Regions from separate parts of the Homo sapiens genome. Here region 2 is linked to region 1. A link is an interaction called in ENCODE POLR2A ChIA-PET data of the cell type or tissue named here. Cell type or tissue: OCI-LY7. All regions are shown on one strand. Each heading gives the region's core, and the rest is flanking DNA. Links, peaks and the distances in the headings are about the cores only. Region 1 overlaps SEC14L1 (SEC14 like lipid binding 1). Region 2 overlaps SEPTIN9 (septin 9).

What was found. ChIA-PET counts read pairs that join two places held together with the same protein. Peaks named below come from ENCODE experiments on the same cell type or tissue, not always from the same donor. Only the 100,000 strongest peaks of a DNase experiment are listed, where the experiment ranks them.
Region 2: POLR2A ChIA-PET joins it to region 1 with 5 read pairs; 2 of 35 experiments call an interaction of 5 or more read pairs at or near these places.

The regions. Positions count from the first base shown.
Region 1 is chr17:77,154,718-77,159,110 of GRCh38, forward strand. The region is part of intron 3 of SEC14L1 (SEC14 like lipid binding 1); the gene reads left to right. Among named protein-coding and RNA genes, the nearest start is that of SEC14L1, 16 kb to the left of the region's middle. In OCI-LY7, for the core only: a CTCF peak has its summit at 213; no DNase peak of the experiment used is centred there; H3K4me3 peaks cover 850 bases; H3K27ac peaks cover 2,004 bases.
Region 2 is chr17:77,345,239-77,349,631 of GRCh38, forward strand. The region is part of intron 2 of SEPTIN9 (septin 9); the gene reads left to right. Among named protein-coding and RNA genes, the nearest start is that of MIR4316, 50 kb to the right of the region's middle. In OCI-LY7, for the core only: no CTCF peak of the experiment used is centred there; no DNase peak of the experiment used is centred there.

The sequences.
Region 1 (4,393 bases), core at 197-4,196:
TATATGTACTGGATCCATTTTCCATTCAGACATCTGCCCTGTTTTTCAGTGATCTGTACTGCCATGTGTATCAGTAGAATATCCGAGGTACTGATAAGCGTCCAGTTTGTAAATGTCTTGTGTATTTCAGTAGATGGCTGCGTCCTTACTTCTTTTCCTTTTAGGGGTCCGGCCTTCCCCTTCTGATCTGGACTTTCTTTATTCCACTTTCTTGCCTTATTAAGGTGCGGATGGATTGTTTGTTCCTTTTCCTCTGATTTTGCTGTTTGGGGACCCCCAGTTGTATATTTTGCATTTTCTGGCAATAATAGGTGTTTTAATGAGCAGTTAATGCTATTTTAGGCATAGCTATCTGGCTCTCTTACTGGGCAGCACTTCCTGGGCAGCCCCATTTAAACCTGTGGCTTCACCTGTCACTTTATAAACTAAAGATCTCAAAGCTTTGTCTTCACCCGAGATGCCCCCCAGGAGCTTCCAAACTCCAAGCCAGGTGTCTGGCAGACATCTCCATTTCACTGTCCCAGGCAGATTTAATGCCTCTGAAACAGAGTTCATCTCCTCTTGCCTGCGCAAAAAACACACACCCCAACAGAAACAAACACACACCCACACCCACACACCCACCCCAGTAAAAACCAAACCAATAAAACACCACTCAGAAGCTCTCCCTTTCCCCTGAGCTGCTGCTTTAGATGTGTGGCCCCGCAGGTACCTTACCCTCAGAGCAGAAATCCAGGCATCCCTGGCAGCCTTCCTTCCTCACCCCTCAGTCTTGCTGGTGCCCAGATGGGAGCTGGCAGAGATGTCTCCTGGATGGGCGCTCACTTTGCTCTTCTGTAGCCTTGGTGGCTTAGCCCCAGACCACTCCTCCTTACAACAGCCTCTGGACCCTGAGTCTACCCCTCACTCTTCTGCTCGTCCTTGGGGCTGCTGCCAGAGAGATCGGTACATTGTAAACTTGACTGTGCTGCCTGCAAGTTTCAAATGATGAAGTGCCTGCACCTCATCTTTATTTATTTATTTATTTAATTTTTTTGAGACAGAATCTCGCTCTGTTGCCCAGGCTAGAATGCAGTGGTGCCATCTCGGCTCACTGCAGCCTCCGCCTCTCTCCTGCCTCAGCCTCAGCTGGGATTACAGGCGTGAGCCACTTCGCCCAGTCCACGTACCTCATCTTTAAGATGAGGTTCCCAGCTTAAGCTTGGCTCCCAGAATCCTTTGTCATTGGCCTTCTGCCTGTCCTGCAGCCTCCTCTCCATGGCGAGGCCTCCACACCCACTGCACAGTCTAATTATGTCGAATTTCTTGCTGTTTCCTAGGTATACCATTTTTTGTCATGATCTTGGTGCCTTGACCACATACTTGCCTGGAATACCTTTCCTGCTTTCTCACCTGGCTGACTCTAGCTGGCTGCATGCAGTTGCTCCTGGTGGAGGTTCCTCTCTGTGCACTGGCAGCCGCTGTAGGGTCCTGACACTCCACTGGTCTCTCTGCCTCTCTCTGTCACCTTCCCTGCAACTGCCAGTGTTCCCAGGGTGAGAATCAAATCCTCATGCCCTCAAAAATAGATTTCTCGGCCAGGCACGGTGGCTCACACTTGTAATCCCAGCACTTTGGGAAGCTGAGGCAGGCGGATCACTTGAGGTCAGGAGTTTGAGACCAGCCTGGCCAACATAGTGAAACCCCATCTCTATTAAAAATACAAAAATTAGCTGGGCGTGGTGGCGTACATCTGTAATCCTAGCTACTGGGGAGGCTGAGGCACGAGAATTGCTTGAACCCAGGAGGCTGAGGTTGCAGTGAGCTGGGATCACACCACTGCACTCCAGACTGGGCAGCAGAGCGAGACTCCGTCTTAAAAAAAAAAAAAAAAGATGTCTATGAAGAGTAGAGGGTCTTGCAGTGTATGCTTTCGTTTCTTGCATCACTTCTTCTCTGTCAGTGAAATTTTGTTTTTTGTTTTTTTTTTACTCTAATCCCATGACATAATGAAAATTTTGACAAAAGGTTACATTGGAACATAGTCGTTTGGTCGGCTGTATTTACTATTTATGGTTCAAAAGAATCTGATGCAAATCATGTTTTGTGAGTAAAATAGTTCAGTGAACTGAAGCTTATAATCCCTCTAGTTGCCTGAAAAGCGTGTCCTGGTTTATGTGTCACTTAGTGTTTTGAGTGGCTTTTCTCCTGTAGTGATGAATACAAAGTATATACAAAATCCTATTTCTTTGGTTCTCCTACAGAACATAAATTTATTTTAAGTAAAATTCTTGACTCTGGTGGAATGGTAATCTGACTTTAAGATTTCTCCAAATTTAAAACCCAAGAGTTATTACATAATTCTTGTTTTCTTAATAAATAAGTTATTCCATAGCATGAGGTAGGCCTAATCACAAAATGTGTGTGTTTCTTTTCTTTTTCCTAGTTTAATGCTTGTGTATGTATTAAAAATCAAGGCCCAGAACTAAAAGCTACAGGGTACATATTTTAAGAAGTAAATTGATTTAAGTGGTCATTGGTATGTTGCAGGATTTATGGCATTAATATTTAGAAAGCTCTTCTCCAAACACGTATTATCTTCATTTGAATTTTCTCACACAAAGTTGGTTTATAATGTAAATTCGAAGAGTTCCAAATCCTAATTCTTCACTGAGTCAGAATTTCTGGAGGTGAGTCCCGCAGTCTGTGGCTTCACAAGGCTTCCAGGTGATTCTTAACGCCTGCTCAAGCTGGAGAACCCCTGGTGTGGATTTGCATCATTTGAATTTGTAGTACATGGGATAGGAAGAAAGGAGGGTGGTTTCTATTATAACTTTTTTTTTTTTTTTGAGATGGGGCCTCGCTGCGTTGCCCAGGCTGGAGTGCAGTGGCATGATCTCGGCTCACTGCAGCCTCCACCTCCCAGGTTCAAGCGATTCTTCTGCCTCAGCCTCCTGAGTAGCTGGGATTACAGGCATGCGCCACCATCCCCGGCTAATTTTTGTATTTTTAGTAGAGACGGGGTTTCACCATGTTGGTCAGGCTGGTCCCAAACTCCTGACCTCGTGATGCGTCTGCCTTGGCCTCCCAAAGTATTGGGATTACAGGCATGAGCCACCATGCCTGGCCATAACTTTTATTTAAAAGTTTTTCAAACGAATGGTTTTTTTCAACAGGCTGTATAAATAGGCTCTTATTACATCATGTTTTCATGTGACGGATTTAACATACACTAGAAGGAGACTGTTTGCTTTATGTACTTCTCCAAATTGCTGTTCTTGAGTTTATTTAGTGATGTCCACGTTATATTAACAAGCATGTGGGCTGGGCATGAGCCACCGTGCCTGGCCATAACTTCTATTTTTGTATTTTTAGTAGAGATGGGGTTTCACCATATTGGCCAGACTGGTCTCGAACTCCTGACCTCATGATCCACCCACCTTGGCCTTCCAAAGTGCTGGGATTACAGGCGTGAGCCATCGTGCCCGGCCTGTAACCACTTTTAAGTGCAGAGTTCAGTGGCACTAACTAAATTCACATCGTTGTGCAGCCACCACCACCATCCATCTCCAGAACTTTCTCATCTCCCCAAATCGAAGCTCTGTCCCCATGAAACACTCATTCCCCATTCTTCCTTTCCCCAGCCCCTGGCAGCCACCATTCTTTCTGTCCCTATAAATTTGACTACTCTCGGTACCTCTTATGGGTAGAATGACACTTGACCTTTTGCGTAACTTGGTAGTTACTTGACCTTTTGTGTAACTGGGTTTTTTCACTTAGCCTAATGTCTTCAAGGTTCACCCATGTTGTAGCTTTAGTTTTTGGGTAGTACTTGACCTTTTGTGTAACTGGGTTTTTTCACTTAGCCTAATGTCTTCAAGGTTCATCCATGTTGTAGCATGTGCAGAATTCCCTTCCTCTTCAGGGGTGAATTGTACTCAATTGTATATGCCACATTCTGAATTGAATTGTACTCAATTGTATCTGCCACATTCTGCTCATCCATTGACTTACCGATGGACGTTGGGTTGTTTCTACCTTTTGGCTGTTGTCTGTACTATACATTTTTAAAGTTTCAATTACATTTTATAGCTTTCTTTCCTTTTTTTTTTTTTTTTTTTTTTTTTTTTTTTTTGAGACAGTCTCACTCTGTTGCCTAGGCTGGAGTGCAGTGGCACGATCTCGACTCACTGCAACCTCCACCTCTGGGGCTCAAGCAATTCTCGTGCCTCCCAAGTAGCTGGGATTACAAATGTGCACCACCACGCCCGGCTAATTTTTGTAATTTTAATAAAAACAGGGTTTCACCATGTTGGCCAGGCTGGTCTAGGACGCCTGGCTTCGTGTGATCCACCCAACTGTAGTATTTTTTTTGTTTTGTTGTTTCTGAAATAAACTTTCACTCTGTCACCCA
Region 2 (4,393 bases), core at 193-4,192, 190 kb after region 1:
ATGGTTACACAACAGTGTGAATGTGCTTCATGCCACCAAACTGCACACCTGAAAATGGTTAAAATGGTAAATTTTCTGTGATGGATACTTTAAGGCATGTATGCAAACACACAGAAGCAGTTACTACCACTGGGGTTGATGGAAAAGAAACCAAGAACTCGGAGCGTCCTCCACACCTTGCCACGTCTTACGTTCAGGCCTTGTTGGAGAGTGTGTGACTGCCACAGAAACCTGCAGCCTACTGGTAACAAAAAGGTTCTTGCCAGAAGGTGTAGAAAGAGTGGATCTGCAGGATCAGCTTACTGGGTAGCCGAGAAACCTACTAGAGGGTATGGGTGGGCAGGAGCTGGGTGTCTGAGAAGTTTGCTGAGGTCCCATTGGGCTAGAGCTGGGGTGCTGGAGAAACTCAGTACAGAGCAGGCCCCACTGGGCACACGCCACTGGCAGCTGTGCCTTCAGAGGAAAAAGAGACCCTGGAACCAGGAAGAGAAGCTGCTACCTCAGCAAGGCCTGGCAGCTCCCCACAGTGTTGTCCCCTGTGGATAGAGCCTGACATGACTGTATTTGGCCAAGGAGAAAGACTCATAAGGCCTCGGTCCAGTATCACGGAGCGGGGCCTGGCAGGATGTATGCAGAGTTAAGAGGCAATACATGGGTAACTGGCATATTTTTCCAGATTCTTTGTTTTTTTTGTTGTTTTGTTTTGTTTTGTTTTGTTTTGTTTTGTTTTGAGAGAGCATCCTGCTCTGTTGCCCAGGCTGGAGTGCAGTGGCATGATCTAGGCTCACTGCAACCTCCACCTCCCGGGTTCAAGCCATTCTCCTGCCTCAGCCTTCTAAGTAGCTGGAGATGCCCACCATGCCCAGCTAATTTTTGTATTTTTAGTAGAGACAGGGTTTCACCATGTTGGCCAGGCTGGTCTTGAACTCCTGATCTCAGGTGATCCACCTGCCTTGGCCTCCCAAAGTGCTGGGATTACAGGCGTGAGCTACACTGCACCTGGCCCATTTTTCCAGATTCTTAAAGCAGATCCTTAGGTCTTTTTTTTTTTTTTTTTTTTTTTTTTTTTACTTCTTTTCTAATATAAGCACTTACAGTTTCCCTCTAAGCACTAGCTTCAGCCTACGTATTTTAGTATGCTGTGTTTTCATTATCATTTCATTTGAAATATTGTAAAATTTTTCTTGTGATTTCCTCTTTGACTCATGGGTTATTTAGAAGTATGTTGTTTAATTTGCAAATAGTCAAGGCTCCTCTGAGTATCTTAGAGCTATTGATTTCTAATTTAATCTTACTTTGGCCAGACAAGCATATTTTGCATGCTTTTAAAATTTGAGACTTATGGCCCAGAATGTGTATCTTGGTGAATGCACTGTTTTCACTTGAGAAAAAAATATGTATATATATTCTAGACTTCCTGAGTATAGAGCTTTATAACTGCTGATTAGGTCAATTGCTAGTTACCAGTGTTCTTCAGATTATCTGATGCTTGTTTCTCAGATGTTGAGAGAATGGTGTTTGCTATGGCCTACCTGTTTGTGTCCCCCAAAATTCATATGTTGGAGCTTAATCTCTGGTGCAGTGGTGTTGGGAATTGGGGCATCAGGGAAGTATTGGCTCATGAGGGCAGAGTCATCGTGAATGGGATTAGTCCCTTCTGCCATGTGGGGACACAGCAGGAAAAGGACATCTCTGAAGCAGGGAGCTAGCTCTCACCAGACACTGAGCACCCTGATTTTGGACTTCCCAGCCTCTAGAACTGTGAGCACTACAATCTGTTTATAAATTACCCAGCCTAAGGCATTTTGTTTTAACATCCTGAATGAACTGAGGTGGTGTTAAAATCTCCAACTATGCATCCAGGCGCAGTGGCTCACACCTGTAATCCCAGCACTTCAGGAGGCCAAGGCGGGTGGATCACCTGAGGTCAGGAGTTTGAGACCAGCCTGGACAACATGGTGAAACCTTGTCTCTACTAAAAATACAAAAATTAGCTGGGCGTGGTGGCAGGCTCCTGTAATCCCAGCTACTCGGGAGGCTGAGGCAGGAGAATCGCTTGAACCCAGGAGGTGGAGGTTGCAGTGAGCCGAGATTGCACCATTGTACTCCAGCCTGGGCAACAAGAGTGAAACTCCGTCTCAAAAAAAAAAAAAAAGAGTCTCCACCTATGATTGTGGAATTGCCCATTTCTCCCTTTAATTCTTTCAGGTTTTATATCATGTATTTTGAAGCTCCTTTGGTTAGGTGCATACACATTTATGATTATAATGGTGTCTCGATGAACTGATCATTTAACCATGATGAATGTATTCCTTTATCTCGTAATAATTTTATCTTGGACTCAACTTTATTGATATTTATGTAGCCTCTCCAGCCTTCTTAAACATGCTGTTTGGGATGCATAAGAAGGCTGGAGAGGCTTATGGAGAAACTTATGATGGTTTGACTTACAGTTTTTCAACTTTACCATGGTGCGAACGTGGTATGTATACAGTAGAAACTGTACTTTAAGTATGTGTGAAACCATTGTGTTTCTCACTTTCAGTACAGTATTCAATAACTTACATGAGATAGTCAACACTTTATTATAAAATAGGCTTTGTGTTTGTTGATTTTGCTCAACTGTAGGCTGAAGTAAGTGTTCTAATCATGTTAAGGTAGGCTAGGCTAAGCTAGAATGTTCGGTAAGTTAGATGTATTAAGTGCATTTTTGAGATGATATTTATTTTCCACTTATGATGGGTTTGTCAAGACATAACTCCATCATCATTCAAGCAGCATCAGTATGTCTTTTTCCAAACAGAAAATTTCAACCTGTGTTTATACTGAAACAGCATCTTTTGTAGATAGTATATAGTTGAGTCTTGCTATTTTATTCATTCTGACAGCCTCCGCCTTTTAATTGGAATATTCAGGCTATTTCTGTTTAACATAGTTATAGATATGACTGGGTTTAGAGCTACTACCTTGCTCTTTGATATTTATTTCTTTCATCTTGCTTTCTTGGCTTCTTTTATGTTAATTAAGTATTTTTTAGAATTCTATTTTAATTTATGTTTTTTTTTTTTTTTTTTTTTTAAGACAGAGTCTCACTCTGTTGCCCAGGCTGGAGTGCAATAGCATGATCTTGGCTCACTGCAACCTCTGCCTCCTGGGTTCAAGTGATTCTCCTGCCTCAGCTTCCCTAGTATACTGGGATTACAGACGCCTGCCACCACGGCCGGCTAATTTTTGTATTTTTAGTAAAGACGGGGTTTCACCATGCTGGCCAGGCTGGCCTCGAACTCCTGACCTCAGGCGATCCGCCCACCCTGGCCTCCCAAAGTGCTGGGATTACAAGCGTGAGCCACTGAGCCCGGCCTGTTTTGACTTTTTAATTGTATCTCTTTGTATTGCTATTTTAGTAGTTACTTTATAGATTCTATTGCACATTCTTAGCTTTTCACAGTCTACTTAGAATTAACATTGTTTTTCTTCATGGAAAAAAAGTGTAAGAACTAGGCAATCCTATGGGTTCATTTACCACTTTCCATCCTGTATGTGATGGTTGTTAGATATTTACTACATCCATACACATTGTAAACTAGACAATACAATAAGGAAATTTTTGCTTTAAACAGCCCCATGCATTTTAAAGAAATTAAAAGTAAAACAGAATCTTTTCTATTTGCCCATGTATTTGCTATATCCTGTGCTCTTCATTCCTTCCTGAAGAGCTGAGTTCCCATCTGGTCTCATTTCCCATGATCTTGGAGAACTTGCTTCACGGTTTTTGTAGTGCAGGTTTGCAGACAGCTAATTCCCTTTCATTTTCACTTATCTGCAAATCTTTATTTTGCTGTCATTCTTTCTTTTTTTATTTTTATTTTTATTTTTGAGACAGAGTCTCACTCTGTCTCCCCACAGGCTACAGTGCAATGGTGTGATTTCAAAACTCCTGCCCAATCTCAACTCACCAACCTTCTCCTCCCGGGCTCAAACGATTCTCCTGCCTCAGCCTCCCAAGTAGCTGGGACTACAGGCATGTGCCATCATACCCAGCTAATTTTTGTATTTTTAGTAGAGATGGGATTTCACCATGATGGCCAGGCTGGTCTCGAACTCCTGACCTCAAGTGATCTGCCTGCTTTGGCCTCCTAAAATGCTGGGATTATAGGTGTGAGCCACTGTGCCCAGCCTGCTGTCATTCTTGAACCATAATTTCACTGGTTATAGAATTCTGAGTTGTCAGTTTTTTCTTTCAGGACTTTAAAATATAGGGTTCCAGTGTCTTTGGCCTCCGTTGTTTCTGTCAAGGAATCAGCATTCATCTAGCTATTCCCCTGTAGACCACATGTTGTTTTTCCCTGGATGCTTTTAAGACTTTTTATCCAAGTTTGATTGCTCAGTACCT